5 separate regions of the Homo sapiens genome follow, and all the other regions are linked to region 5. Evidence: chromatin contacts called from ENCODE Hi-C or POLR2A ChIA-PET data. All regions are on one chromosome and are shown on one strand. The core of a region is the stretch at or near the end of the contact, and the rest is flanking DNA. Distances in the headings are between cores, read along the strand shown.

Region 1 (2,700 bases), core at 52-2,551, 730 kb after region 5:
ATCACTTTCCTGATTAACCCATGAATGCCCAGGGACTTTGATTTAAAATCAAAGGACAAAGAGAGGTGTAGAAGCTTCCTAAGACATCCCCCTTTAGTCTTAATAGCTCTGAGCTGAGTGATGGAGATGTCCATATTTTAGTGCCTTACTCCAGGGTTGTCTGTGTTTCTGAATTTCACTCTAGAGCCAGCAGAGAAAGCATTTGGATTAAAGCTAAGTAGATTTTTGTTTTTTATCTTCAGTGTCTAAATCTCAGTCAGTTTCAGGTTTGGGGCTATAGAGCAGAAGGCATTACCCAGCCCTGTTTTAGGATTATGGTGTTTTCGTATTCTGGTCCAGAACTTAGAAGTGTTTCAGTGCTCAACATACTGCTCTAGAACTGACAATGCCTCGGGCCCTGAAATAAAATTCATGATTTTTCAGGATTCTTATCTGGAGCTGGAAATGCCTCAGAATTTTCTACTGCTGGCAATAGCTCTGTGCTCCTGTCTAGAGTTGAGTGTTCATCCTGACTGAAGTTAACAGTGCTCTCTTGATCTGATCCAGAGTCTACACTGGTTTTATATTCTGATCTAGAATTCATGACATTTCATTAATTTCTTTCAGTACAAATGCAAAAATAAAGTTTAAACTACAGAAAGTTAGCAATGTATTTTTTTAAATAACGTGCTCAGAACTGTGTTTGCAACAATATTCAGCATCTCAAACTTATCCTTCACGCCTCCGCTGTTGACATCATTTGGGAAACTGGGTTTGTCATGGCTTAGCTGTGGCCGAGTTTTTCTCCTCTGGCCATTTTTTTTCCTCCAGTTCCTGCTCTCCAGAGCCCATTTGATATTAAGATCTTGCCTTTCAGACCTGGCCTTCAGATATAGATTGCCTCAGCAACTCCCTTCTCCAAGCCCCTCCCTCAGCCTTCAGAGAGCTTGAACACAGAACCTACCACATTTCTCTATGAGTGTTTGCTTGCTTCGTTCTTCACCTCCCACCCCCATGGGAGGAGAAGGAATTTTTATCTTTGTTGCTTTTGTTCCTTTGGGGTCCATTTTCTTCATGTGGACCATGGGAATGAAGAACCTAACACATAAATAAGTGCTAAATAAATGTTGAATGAATGAATGACAGAATGAGAGAGACATAGAAACATTTGATCCTAGGCTGGACAGAAAAAAAAAAGATGCTTTCAAAAGAAAACAGATCCCTGGGAGCACCCAAACCACTGCCTCTCACCCTGTAAGAATACAAGGAAGGTTTTGCATCCCACTCTTTTAACCCCGTCAGCATCTTACTCTTGGAGGTAGCACATGTGCTGTGAAGTCACCCACGGACCATCTGGCTGGGGATCCCGTGTTCCTCCTCTGCAGCAAGAGATTACGTAAACTGGACAGCAGCCTCCAGATGTTAGCAGTTTCTGCTCATTTTTTTCCTCCCTTTTCAACAACAATAATAATAATTAAAACAAACACAGGCCTCATCCCCCACCCGCACCCCTGAAATTACAAACAGGTGGGCCCAGATGTCCTCCCCCTTCCCATCCAAGGGCCTCCTATTCTTGAGGCCCAGCCGCCGACCCTCAGCAGGGCCTGCCCTGGGCTGAGCCGGACAGTCATGCCAGCTGCCCTGTGGCTCAGGCCACAGTCTCCCGAAAGGGGAAATGGCCATGTCATGAGAAGTCTCTGTGCCAGACTTTCCCTCTCCCCGCCTCCCACCCCAAAGCCTTGGCCTCCAACTTAAATGGATGTATTTTGGAGGACTAGGTGGCTTAAGAGATTAGTAATGAGATCCCAAGTCTTTCACTGCTGGGTCAGGAGTTCATAGGCGGGCCTGGGCGACTAGTGAATGGCATAATTAGGGAGACAGGGAGCAGGCCTGCGGAGGGCCCGTGTGAAATGAGCCCAGCCAGGCCTTTAATGGCAGCAGTTGTCAGCAGCACAAAAGGCGGCCGCCACATCCGACACTAATCACTCTCCCTTGTTAGAGGATTTACTAGCTGGAGGAGCTCAAGCCCCCTGCCCATCTCCTCCTCAAAACGGGCATCTGGGAAGGGACTCGGCCCAATGCCTGGCTGTACTGTCTGCAGAACGGGGAGCTGATGCCAACCCCATGGGGTAGAGGTGTGAGAACTAACATTTCATGCAATATAAATGAGTGACTAGTGTCATTATATTAATCAGTACTTCCACTGCTATTGTGAATTTTCTTTCTCCATTTGAAAAAGGGGGTGGGGTGGGTGATGAATCTCCCCATCACAGTGACATAAGGATGGTGTCCATGGAGGTGGAAGCATTTGGATATTTATCATCCTCACCGTTATTGTCATCATTCTCATTAAGATCAGCATGTACACTGTGTGGGTCTCAGTTTTCTCATCTGCAGAATGGACTGGGAATAGGAGATAGAACTGAAGTAACACAGACTTCAACATCCACTCCGAACAGGTGTGGCCTTGGCACCTTATTTATTACCTCTGAGCCCAGGCTGTTTATCTGTAGGACAAACAAGAAGGAGGATAGTAATACTGGCTTCCCGGGAATGTGGGGAATCTATGTTTGGAACATAGGTGCTGGACAGTAAATGATGGCAAAGAAAACATGTTAGCTTTACCACTTTCATGAATGGTGTCTTAGGCCTCTAACATAAGCTTTTCCCTTAGAAGAAGGTTGAGACATCTATCTGTTGTCCCCCAGAAATCCTGAACCT
Region 2 (2,700 bases), core at 1-2,500, 770 kb after region 5:
TACCCCTCTTTCAGGGTGGTTGAGTTTCAACCATTGTTAAGAAATTGTTTTGGAACACTTCAGAGCTCTGGAGAGATGAAAAATTCTTTTCTGTTGTATTCAGAATAGCTTATTCAATTGGGGCTGGTGTCTCTCTTGGTCCTAACTCTGTTTCTCTGTTGTTCAGGGACTTGGGAGCAATGTCATTCATTGCCGGAAAGATGGCACCTGGAACGGCTCCTTCCATGTCTGCCAGGAGATGCAAGGCCAGTGCTCGGTTCCAAACGAGCTCAACAGCAACCTCAAACTGCAGTGCCCTGATGGCTATGCCATAGGTATGATGGGCCCGAGAGGGGAGCAGTAGGAGGGGCAATTCCTTCCAGCAATGCAGGGCTAATGCCTGGGTGGGTCATTGAACACCCTGGCCACATGAGTTCCTGCGTAGGCACTACAGAAAGAGAGATGAATTAGTGTAGACCATGTCCTCCCAGAAAGAGGGTCAGGGACAGGGATATGGTGACACAATGGTGGGTGAGTGTGCACAGTTACAACAGAATACAGAAAAGCTGTCAGGTGCCTGGTGGGGACACAGAAGACTCCCACAGGAAGGGATGCTTACTTGGGGATTTGAAAAAGCTTGTCGGGGAAGAAATGCTATTGCAGGCAGAAGAAACTCTGTGGCTGAGGAGCAGGAGTTATGAAAGCACACATCACATTTAGGGAAGCAATAGCAGTCTGGTGCAGCTTCTTTTATTATTAATCTTGAAATTTGCATCATACTAAACATTCATGAGTACCTGATATAGTTCAGGCCCTTCATCAAGCACTTGAAAGGCATTATATCTTATCCTCACAATAACCTTTAACAGATGAGGGAATCAAAACTTGAGGGGATAATGGAACATGCTCCCAAATCCTGAGACCCATCCTATTCCAAAGTCTGACTTCTTTCCATGGCATCTCAGCTGCATCCAAGATGAGCATAAACTGCATTTTCAAAATACTCTTTGCATGGTGACAGGCCAGCTCGAGAAATACACACAGTGAGAAGAGACAAGCTGGGATTGTATGCCAGGGATTTGCCTCGTTGAAACCAGGTGTCTGGACACATGCATTAATCACCAGCACCACAGCTTTCCGGGGTACTCAGAGTGCATGGAGTGTGACCTCATTTAAGGGCAGTGATGCTGACCTTTTGGGCTGATTCCCTAATTGACCATGATGAAAAGCCTAGGGAACTGAACATCCTTTCTCCTGGCCAATATGATTTATAGAGCAATCACCAGGGGTGTCTGGTGTAGAAGGTTATCTGAATGTGCATAGAGCCAACATGATCTTCATCCAGCAAACAGAGAGTTATCACTGCATGTCCAGAAGCAAGGCCTGTGTGGTTGGAGAGGGAAGGTTCATGGGGACTGTCCATCCTTTTTTGAAGATGAAAACACATGCCCTCAGATAGCAGAAGTTCTTCACTGTAACTTACAGTGGGAATCAGCACTCTTGTGTTTAGCCCAGGACACTGGCTCCTGCATGGGTCAGAAAACACCAAAACACATGATTGCTCTCGCTGATGGTTTGGAAGGTACTTTAAGATCTTATACAGCCACCAATTCATGAGATGCTGACCAGGAGTGTTGCAGAGAGATGGGATCTTATAGGACCTGCTAATATAGGCATTCTAGAAGGTTGGGCAACAAGTATTGCCATGGTGAGCAGCATGGGCTGCACCATCCCAAGGCCAACACTTTCTCCTTTCCATCATTCCTGATAGGTGTGCGTGGTCCTGAACAAGTATGTCTGTGATGGGGTCCCAACCTCCAGCTCAATCAGAATATGCAAGTGAATATTCATTCATACTCTTAACTGGCATTGAGTGGCTCTGTGAGAAAAAGCCTAATTAAGTGACCTTTAGGGAAAACCTACAGAAACAAATTTGCTGCATATCTATACCCACTGACACATTCAAATACATTCACACGTGCATACATAAACGCATGCCACATGCTGAAATGCTTCATAAACAAACAGCCCCAAACACACACATCATATAGTAAGCTCATGCCTAACACCTACACATCAGCCAAATACCACACAAATGCATCACTCTCACAAACACATACACACACAGGTAGCACATAAACCTATACACAGCACTCACATGCAATACATACAAATCTCATACTTCAACAAACACAAACACATTTTATGTCCCAAAACATATCAAACACACAGAAAGACGCACAAAAGGCAAACAAACCTCACAGACGCATTTACATATTTTATTCAGATGTCTCAACTGTACGCAAATGAGTACGATACCTGGCTGTCTTCTCTCCATCAGAACAGTGGAGAAAGAGGGGAAGGGGTGGGAGGGTGGTATTTCTTTACCCACTGAGTGTTTTCATGGTCAAAGCAGAAAGGGAAAGAAATCTATATGATATTGCAGCCTGAATTAACTCCTTTCCTGTACCCCAAGTCCCCACGGCTGGCACCCAGATGTCCATCTTATAAATGTGATAATCCAGGGCAGATGATGAGTGCATAGGGACACTGGAGGAGATCAGAGAGAAAAAGCCACATAGGGAGACAGGAAGACTGAGGGTGAGAATGAGAAACAAGGCAGGAGAGCAGTTTTTGCTCATCCACTCCTCAGCCCCAGCTGTATCCTCGCTTTCCTCCAAATGCGCCTGACTTCCACCTCCCAGGCTGAGCCCTTCCCTG
Region 3 (2,700 bases), core at 92-2,591, 890 kb after region 5:
ACACTCTCTGCTGCAGCGTTGTCTCTCGTCCCCCAGCCTGCTCACAGTCTGTCCTCTGTCCCAAATCCTCTTTTCCCTCATATTAGTTTCTTAGGGCTACCATTAAAAGGGCACCACAAATTTGGTGGCTTAAAACAACAGAAGTGTACTCTCTCAGAGTTCTAGAGGCTAGACGTGTGAAATCATGGCATCCGCAGGGCCATGCTTCCTCTGAAGGCTCTTGGAAAGAATCCTTCCTTGCCACTCTCAGCTTCGGATGGCCCGAGGTGTTCCTTGGCTTGAGGCGGCATCACTCTAATCTCAGCCTCTGTCTTCACATGCCTTCTTTGCTCTGTCTTCTCAGAGCGGCATCAGTCACTGAATTAAGGAATTAACTTAATCCAGTATTACCTCATCTTGATCCTTAAGTAAATACATCTGCAAAGATGATTTCCAAATAAAGCCCCATCCCAAGGTTTCAGGTAGATGTGAATTTTTCAAGGACACTGTTCAACCCACTGCAATCCATCCTCTCACTTCCTCAGAAGACTTGCAGCGGAGGGTTCCCCTGGCTGGGCTAGTGGCTCTTCCTTGGTGTCCCCACGGTCCCTGGAGCATGATATGCAGTGTCAGGTAACAGCCTGGTCCTTTCTCTGTATTCATCACCATGAATATGAGCTCCATGAGGGCAAATACTTTGGTTTGGTTAGTTCTGCAGCACAAGTGCCTACCTTACTGTGAGGCACCTCCTAGACAGTCAACAAATATGCGCTTTTCTTGAACACTGTGCACTGCAGTAAGTTATGAAAAATCTGTTTCCAGATGTTTCCTGAGACTGTGCTGTTCCATTTTGGCCCAGCACATTCGCTAATCAGAGCAACACTCGCTGGTCCCCAAATGTGTGTGGACTCCATCCTTCCCCCTTTTATCAATATCAAATGGCCCTCCTGGCTCTCAACTCAACTCAGCCTGTTCTCCAAACCATGGTCAGGGTTGTCACCACAAAACACAGGTTAAGATACATCCTGTCCCTCCTCCAGTGCCCTTCCTGGCTCCCCTCTGCCTGCAGGAGAAAGCCCAGCTCCCCTCCGCCTGCAGGAGAAAGCCCAGCTCCTCTGCTCAGTATTCAAGGCTTAGCCCTCCAGCGCAGCCTCAGCTCCCACCCCCTCCCCACTCCACAAGGTCACATGAGCAGTCTGTGCCCTGTCCCTCTGGAACCCTGGCTGGTGTCCCATTCCTGGATGGAATCTTGACGCAGTGTGAGGAAAGAAACAGCCTGCTTGAGAGTCCCCAGCAGGTTTTAGGAGCCTCACTGTCTGTCGGCTGAAAAACAGCGTTATTTTTCCTCTACGAGTCTCTCTTGGCTTGGGATGCACGGCTGTATTTGCTTCTGGCTTGAGGACAGCTATTCCCCTCTCCCAGGCCCCAACTGTGCACTTTGGAGAGGTCAGTACGACCTGATGTTAGATGGAATTGAGTCGCCAGGCTGCCGTACTTGCCCCCATCCCCTAACCAATTAGGACTGGACACCACAGCCAAGGGAAGTTCACATTCCACTCGAGTTTGGGGACATCAGTCACCCCCGTCCCTACTGAGCTCCGAGACCCTTGGCCACACCTAAATTGCCATTCAGCCCAGAATCAGATAATAGGCAGAAATCCTTGTACTTAGGCTGGTGTGGGCTGTTTGGGTGTCGGAGGAGGAAAGTGGAGAGAAAAATGCACAGGAGGATAAAAGAAGAGCGACCCTAGGGCTGAGCAAGAGAGGGACTGAGAAGTGATAAGAAAAGGAGAAAGAGACAGGGGTAGAGACACAGAGAGAGCAAGTAGAAGAGAGGTACATACAGACACAAAAAGACAGAGACAGGCCAGGCACGGTGGCTCACGCCTGTAATCCCAGTACTTTGGGAGACCAAGGCAGGTGGATGGCTTGAGCTCAGAAGTTCAAGACCAGCCTGGGCAACACAGTGAGATCCCTAATCAAAAAAGAAAAAAAAAAAAAATGAAAGAAAAGAAAAAGACAGAGAGAGATGGACAGGAAGCCAGGGTGACACGGAGAGGGAAGTAGTGTCCATGACCAAGAAAGAGAGAACAAGAAAGAAAAGAGAAGAAACAGAGGGCAGAGGGGGAAATAAAAGGCCAGGCAGAAACAGTTAAAAAAAGAACAAAAGGAGAAAGCAAAGGAGAGATGTTACAAATATGGGAGAGGAAGCAGGGAAACAGGAAGAAAGAGAGGGAGGGGGTAGGGAGGGAGAAAGGAAGGGAGGGAGGGATACAGGAAGGAAGGGAAGGAGGAGGGAAGGGGAGGGAGAAAGGAAGGAAGGAAAGAAGGAAAGGGAGGGGTAGTGGGGGAGTAAGGGGGGAGGGAGGGAGGGAGGGAGGGAAGGAAGGAAGGAAGGAAGGAAGGAAGAGAGCCAGGGAAGAAAATGAAGAATGGAGGGAGGAAAGGAGGAATAAAATGAAATAAGGAAAGAAAAGTTCACAATGGGAAGAAAAAGCCAGAACAGAGCAGCACAAGAACCCTATCAAGCCTCTCCTGGATTCTTTCCCTGGTGTGTCCTGGATAAACCCTGGGCTGCAGCTCAGGCCTCTGGTCAGCATGGAAGGTTTCCTCTTTGCTCCCTTCTCATAGGAGCTGAAAGTCCCTTCAGGGTCCTATCTAGGATGTGGCCTGACAGGCCCACTGAGCAGGTTGGGTCACTGATGCTAAGAGAAAGCAGAA
Region 4 (2,700 bases), core at 8-2,507, 640 kb after region 5:
TCTCCTGTGGCTTCCCACCCCTGACAGTCATTTTCTCCAAGGAAGGGAGGAAGATTACATCATCCCTTGCCAGTTGCAGGAGAAAGCCCATGGAGGGGTGGAATGTTCACCTGGCACCCACCATCAGGAAGCATGCTTTAATGTTCTATGCTGTAACTTTTAACTCAATGTTAACAGGCTAGAAGGTTAACAAATATTTATTTAGCATCTGCTATGTGAATACTCTATGGACTAGGCACACTGTATTAAGCAAAAGCTACATGGCGTTGAGCGAAGCAGTGCTCTTTAATAGAGACAAAATGACAACGATCTTACAGGATTTTGATGACAATCAGATGAGTTAACTAATAACTAGGAGATGTGTTTCATATACTGTAAAGTGCTGCCTTCAATGAAGTTGACTGAATGAATAAGTGATACATGTGTGTCAACATCCCACAAAGTTAAGAAAGTCAGGAACTCAGTGTGTGGGAAAGTAGACAAGAAGAAAGGCTTCAGCTAGGTGGGGAGTCCTACTTGTGTTTTACACCCTAAACTAAAGGTTGCTTTGAGCCAGCAGTTACTGCAAATAATGAATGAAACTAGCCAAGGAGAGATAGAGGAAATCTTGTAATTAAATCCATCTTTTCTTGCTGTGATGCATTATATCTAAGAAGCCTCTGTGTATTTTCTCACCCCTCCTTCTCTTTTCCTCTTCTCTTCTCCATCTCCACTTGGTGGCTTCTTTCTTTCCTTGGCTAAGCAGAGGCAAGGAGGTTAGAGGCATTTACAGCCTTCACTGGCATAGTTTTTTCACTCCAAATAACTTTCTAGTATTGACATTATAGTGATTCCTGTTACCCTGTAACATTACCACAAAGCGTTTTTAAGCAAAGATCTTTTTTTTTTCTTATTTGCTTCAGAAATGTCTAGGGTCACCACCACCCTCCCAACCAACCACTGAGGCTGAAGAAAAAAAAAGAATGTGGCTAGGTGGGCATGGGGACACATGCCTATATTCAGCTACTCAGGAGGCTGAGGCAGGGGAATTTGAGCCTGCAATGAGCTACAATCAGACCATTCCACTGCAGCCTAGGCAACAGAGCAGGACTCTGTCTCTTAATTTTTTTTTAAGGTGTCTAGTTGGGCAACTTGAGGTCCTTCATCTTACCATCCGGTCTGTCTCTCTCATGAGGCTCCCTTAAACAAATTAGAGCCAATCACTACATTGAGTCCTGGTTATTTTCCTCAGTAGTGCAAGGAAGAGCTCTCTGGGAGTCTAGATGTGATCTCAGCAGAGAAAAATTCAGAAGTCGCTGCAGGCTGAGATCAGTGGGGATGAGGCATCATCTCCCTAGGGAAAGAGGAGAAGAAACCCTCCTTCCTTCTCCCCGCTCCTCACCCAACCCTCCCCTTCCTGAGTGAGACAGAACAGAGTGCGGAGAAGCTCAGTGGTATGGAATGACTGCATGTAGAGAAGGGGAGGAGGAGAGATAAGAGGGCTCCAAGGCTGCCTTCCAGCTCTGTTGTTCATGGTTCTAGACAGTTTCCTCCCAGGTCCTCAGTCTGCAGGGTGGATGCTATTTATGCTCACCTATTCTTTGCTGGTCGGGGGGTGGGGTTAGGATTTCTGTCAGTCCAAGTAGGTTTTACCAATGGCAGTAATACCACAAGGATTCTAATTTATTCTACTGTCCCCTGCATCCAATAGGGAGAACAGCAAAGAATACAGATTCCAAAATGAAACAAAACTCGGTTCCAATGCTGGCTTTTACACTTCAAGTTGTATGAACCTGATCGATTCACTCTATATTTGGGAGCCTTAGTTTTATCACCTCCTAAATAAGTCCTTGCAAGAATTAAAGTTCAGGGGACACAGTGGGTGTTTAGCCAATATGTACCCTTTACTTCTTTTCATCTTAGGCAGCACAGCCTCCTAAGTGGAAGATGAGGAAGGAAAGTTTGAACATTGACTCGGTAGTGAGATGAAAGCAGTTTGACTGAATGTCTGGTGATTCCTCTGAAATCTGTATTGCAGGGGTGGGGATGAGATGGATGCTGTGTGTATAGCAGATTCACCAAGGCACCAAGAACCTTCCTCTCCTTTTCCCCTCTGTCTAAGTTCTAGTCAGACCAATTTCTCCTGGGGTCCACAGGAAACTCTAAGGATGGGAATAAAGCTCTTTCCCCAAGAACTCATTCCCTCATCTCTTCTGCATAGGTCATCCTGATGTTGAACAGCCCTGTAAGTCCAGTGTCCGCACCTGGAGCCCAAATTCAGCTGTCAACCCACACACGGTTCCTCCAGCCTGCCCTGAGCCTCAAGGCTGCTACCTCGAGCTGGAGTTCCTCTACCCCTTGGTCCCTGAGTCTCTGACCATTTGGGTGACCTTTGTCTCCACTGACTGGGACTCTAGTGGAGCTGTCAATGACATCAAACTGTTGGCTGTCAGTGGGAAGAACATCTCCCTGGGTCCTCAGAATGTCTTCTGTGATGTCCCACTGACCATCAGACTCTGGGACGTGGGCGAGGAGGTGTATGGCATCCAAATCTACACGCTGGATGAGCACCTGGAGATCGATGCTGCCATGTTGACCTCCACTGCAGACACCCCACTCTGTCTACAGTGTAAGCCCCTGAAGTATAAGGTGGTCCGGGACCCTCCTCTCCAGATGGATGTGGCCTCCATCCTACATCTCAATAGGAAATTCGTAGACATG
Region 5 (2,700 bases), core at 179-2,678:
CAGAGCTCACTGGAGTCTTGGTTGGTTTTGTCCAGTAGGTCTGCCTGGAGGGAGAAGGAAAACTTACAAAAGGAGACTGGGGGTATACTTGTGTGTGAAGGCCCAGATAATGAGGACAGATCCCCAGAGACCTCCTAGAATAGCTAGAAAAGCCTGGGGTCAAAGAAGCTGCAGGGGAGGAGTGTCCAACATGAAACCTCTGAGGAGTTCAGGGAAACACCCCAAGAGAAAGGAAGTCAGCTTTAATCTTCGGCAGGGCCTAGAGAGTGAGAAGTCAATCAGGAATAATAAATGACCCATCTCCTTGTCCCCTGTACCCTTTGAACCAGAGGGGAGCAAAACAGAAGCTAGCTAATGAAAGATGTGTTATAGAATTCAGGGTAACTGAGGTTATGCTGCAGAAGCAAATAACAAAAAGATCTCGAGGACTTCTTGTTTAAGTTCTTTTTTTCTTCACATACATTTATTTTCTGTTCACACTACAGTATGTTATCAGTTAGCATGGGTCTCTGTTCAGCATAGTTCAGGCAGGCACACAGGCCAATAGAGGTTCTGTCTTGATACATATTTCCAAAAGACATTGTCATTGCATAAGCACAGCATTGGAACACTGTGTGACTGTCCTATGGACCTCAACTGTCCCATTTTTAACCACTGTGTGACTGTCCTGTGGACCTCAACTGTCCCATTTTTAAAATGGGAATTCATGAAATGAGGCAGAAAAAAGGAACAACACATATCGACATTTCTCAATTTTTTAAAAAGAAATTATGTGTGTGTTCATCTATCCCAGATTAGAGTTTTTTTTTTTTTTTTTTTTTTTTTTTTGAGACGGAGTCTCGCTCCTGTCGCCCAGGCTGGAGTGCAGTGGCGCGATCTCCGCTCACTGCAAGCTCCGCCTCCCGGGTTCACGCCATTCTCCTGCCTCAGCCTCCTGAGTAGCTGGGACTACAGGCAGCAGCCACCTCGCCCGGCTAATTTTTTGTATTTTTAGTAGAGACGGGGTTTCACCGTATTAGCCAGGAAGGTCTCGATCTCCTGACCTCGTGATCCGCCCACCTCGGCCTCCCAAAGAGCTGGGATTACAGGCATGAGCCACCGCACCCGGCCAGAATATTTTAATTAATTTTTTTCCTCTAACATATTTCACAAAACACACTTTTGCAAAGACCAGAATACAAGCACACCTCTGTATTTTATGTCGTTGCTGTTGTTGCCATCATACTCCTCTGAGAGTGTATGGAGGTCCACACCCAACTTTCTTGGTAAAACAGCATCCTATTTTTATCTGTTGGATTTTCAATTCTAAGATTCAAATCCAAGCATCTTCTTGCTTGTAGGCAAAGTGACCACTAGAGGGAAGCAACTGCCAGGCAGAGCAATTTCTTCACGCCATGGGTAATTTGATCCCTGTGTGTCATACTCCAAGGGTTTGGACAGAATACCTAGTTCTAACAGGAAGTTAGTAGTCACGGAGCCTGGCTACTGCCAAGCTCTTTCACTGACTTTGATCAAACCACACTTGGGGCTGCGTGCAGTGGTTTATATCTGTAATCCTAGCACTTAGGAAGGCCTAGGTGGGAGGATTGCTTTAGATCAGGAGTTTGAGACCAGCCTGGGCAAAATAGGGAGACGTTATCTCTACAAAAAAGTAAAATAGGCATGGAGGTGCACAACTGTGGCCCTAGCTACTAAGGAGGATGAAGTGGGAGGATCGCTTGAACCCAGAAGTTAAAGGTTGCAGTGAGCTATGATTGTGCCACTGCACTCTAGTCTGGGCAACAGAGCAAGAACCTGTATCTAATAAATAAATAATAAACAAACAAACAAACCACATTTGGGCTCTGTGTCCCTGGGTCTTTATAGACACAAAGTATAGCCTTGGGAAACATGAGTGGCCTTTATTTATTTTTGTGAAACTCTCCCAGTAATTCTTTTTATAAGGCTCTTCCGTCACCTCTTTTAAGACTAACTGGAGCGGTAACCCCTCCTTAGGCTCAGAGATGACATTCTCTCCATTCAGCCAGCTTGTCCTCTGCCCTCATGGGACACATCGCTCTTCTTGAGCTGATGGGAGTCTGAGAAACAATCTTATACACCAAAGATAACCCTCCATTCCTCTATGGGCAGAAAAACAGATCGCAATTAGATGAGCCAGGGACCTTAATAAATGCAGATGTCCATTTAAATAAACCAGCAACTCTTGGGATGTAAACAGAAACAGAAACATACTTCATAATTAGAGATGAATGATGAGCAAATGAGTCAGTAGAGGATGGATTAAAGCAATAGTCTATAGCAATAATCAGAAAGTCAGAGCCCAAATCTCAGATCTCTCAGTAATTGTTAATTTTTGTTAGATTATTTAGTGTTTCTGAGTTTCAGCTTCTACATCTGTACAAAGAATCTGATGATACTTATTTGTGTGCATGCACAAAGCTAGGTACATTGTAGCATTCAAATGTTCATCTTAAGAAACAAAATGAAGGGTGAAGAAAAAGAGCAAACTTTGTGCATCTAATACCTGGTACAGTGGAGTCAACTAGTGCTTTGGGGCATATCACACTGGTGGTCTAATTCCAGCTCTGCCATCTACTGGCTGTGTGACCTTGGACTTGTCACTGACCCATATTCAACCTCAGTTTCTTATTTGGAAACCTAAAGTATTAATGGCTGCTTGATATCCAAAGGAGACAGATG

What was found. Hi-C counts contacts between places; a loop is a spot of excess contacts on that map. ChIA-PET counts read pairs that join two places held with the same protein, here RNA polymerase II (POLR2A). Pooled maps may share reads with other maps.
Region 1: a loop to region 5 is called in a map of PC-9, with 5 times the contacts of the local background. The contact joins two enhancer-like sites. A Hi-C loop is called at or near these places in 2 of 168 maps with a recorded cell type or tissue (PC-9 and chondrocyte) and 2 of 50 pooled maps. POLR2A ChIA-PET finds 5 or more read pairs at or near these places in 1 of 52 experiments (BJ).
Region 2: a map of tibial artery shows a loop between it and region 5 (3-fold over the local background). The contact joins the promoter of PAPPA-AS2 here to the enhancer-like site in region 5. A Hi-C loop is called at or near these places in 3 of 168 maps with a recorded cell type or tissue (chondrocyte, left colon and tibial artery) and 4 of 50 pooled maps. POLR2A ChIA-PET finds 5 or more read pairs at or near these places in 1 of 52 experiments (OCI-LY7).
Region 3: a loop to region 5 is called in a pooled map of heart right ventricle, with 2.6 times the contacts of the local background. The contact joins two enhancer-like sites. A Hi-C loop is called at or near these places in 3 of 168 maps with a recorded cell type or tissue (breast epithelium, chondrocyte and tibial artery) and 1 of 50 pooled maps. POLR2A ChIA-PET finds 5 or more read pairs at or near these places in 1 of 52 experiments (A673).
Region 4: a map of right cardiac atrium shows a loop between it and region 5 (11-fold over the local background). The contact joins two enhancer-like sites. A Hi-C loop is called at or near these places in 3 of 168 maps with a recorded cell type or tissue (IMR-90, chondrocyte and right cardiac atrium). POLR2A ChIA-PET finds 5 or more read pairs at or near these places in 1 of 52 experiments (BJ).

The regions. Positions count from the first base shown.
Region 1 is chr9:116,317,315-116,320,014 of GRCh38, forward strand. All of the region lies in intron 10 of PAPPA (pappalysin 1), which reads left to right. It overlaps PAPPA-AS2 (PAPPA antisense RNA 2), which reads right to left. Exons shown (of 6, transcript NR_170222.1): 2 at 2,309-2,486; 3 at 1,290-1,430; 4 at 944-1,077. Among named protein-coding and RNA genes, the nearest start is that of PAPPA-AS2, 45 kb to the right of the region's middle. Within about 2 kb of position 1,302, at least 7 of the 41 ENCODE cell types and tissues checked have a DNase peak (open chromatin) inside an H3K27ac peak, as active enhancers do.
Region 2 is chr9:116,362,426-116,365,125 of GRCh38, forward strand. PAPPA-AS2 (PAPPA antisense RNA 2) reads right to left here and starts at 1,251. Exons shown (of 6, transcript NR_170222.1): 1 at 1,172-1,251. PAPPA (pappalysin 1) reads left to right here. Exons shown (of 22, transcript NM_002581.5): 18 at 167-314.
Region 3 is chr9:116,475,895-116,478,594 of GRCh38, forward strand. All of the region lies in intron 20 of ASTN2 (astrotactin 2), which reads right to left. Among named protein-coding and RNA genes, the nearest start is that of ASTN2-AS1, 27 kb to the right of the region's middle. Within about 2 kb of position 1,342, at least 7 of the 41 ENCODE cell types and tissues checked have a DNase peak (open chromatin) inside an H3K27ac peak, as active enhancers do.
Region 4 is chr9:116,232,939-116,235,638 of GRCh38, forward strand. PAPPA (pappalysin 1) reads left to right here. Exons shown (of 22, transcript NM_002581.5): 7 at 2,201-2,699. Among named protein-coding and RNA genes, the nearest start is that of PAPPA, 80 kb to the left of the region's middle. Within about 2 kb of position 1,258, at least 4 of the 41 ENCODE cell types and tissues checked have a DNase peak (open chromatin) inside an H3K27ac peak, as active enhancers do.
Region 5 is chr9:115,590,328-115,593,027 of GRCh38, forward strand. No RefSeq gene overlaps it. Among named protein-coding and RNA genes, the nearest start is that of LINC00474, 330 kb to the right of the region's middle. Within about 2 kb of position 1,429, at least 6 of the 41 ENCODE cell types and tissues checked have a DNase peak (open chromatin) inside an H3K27ac peak, as active enhancers do; they include tibial artery, where a contact is called at or near this core.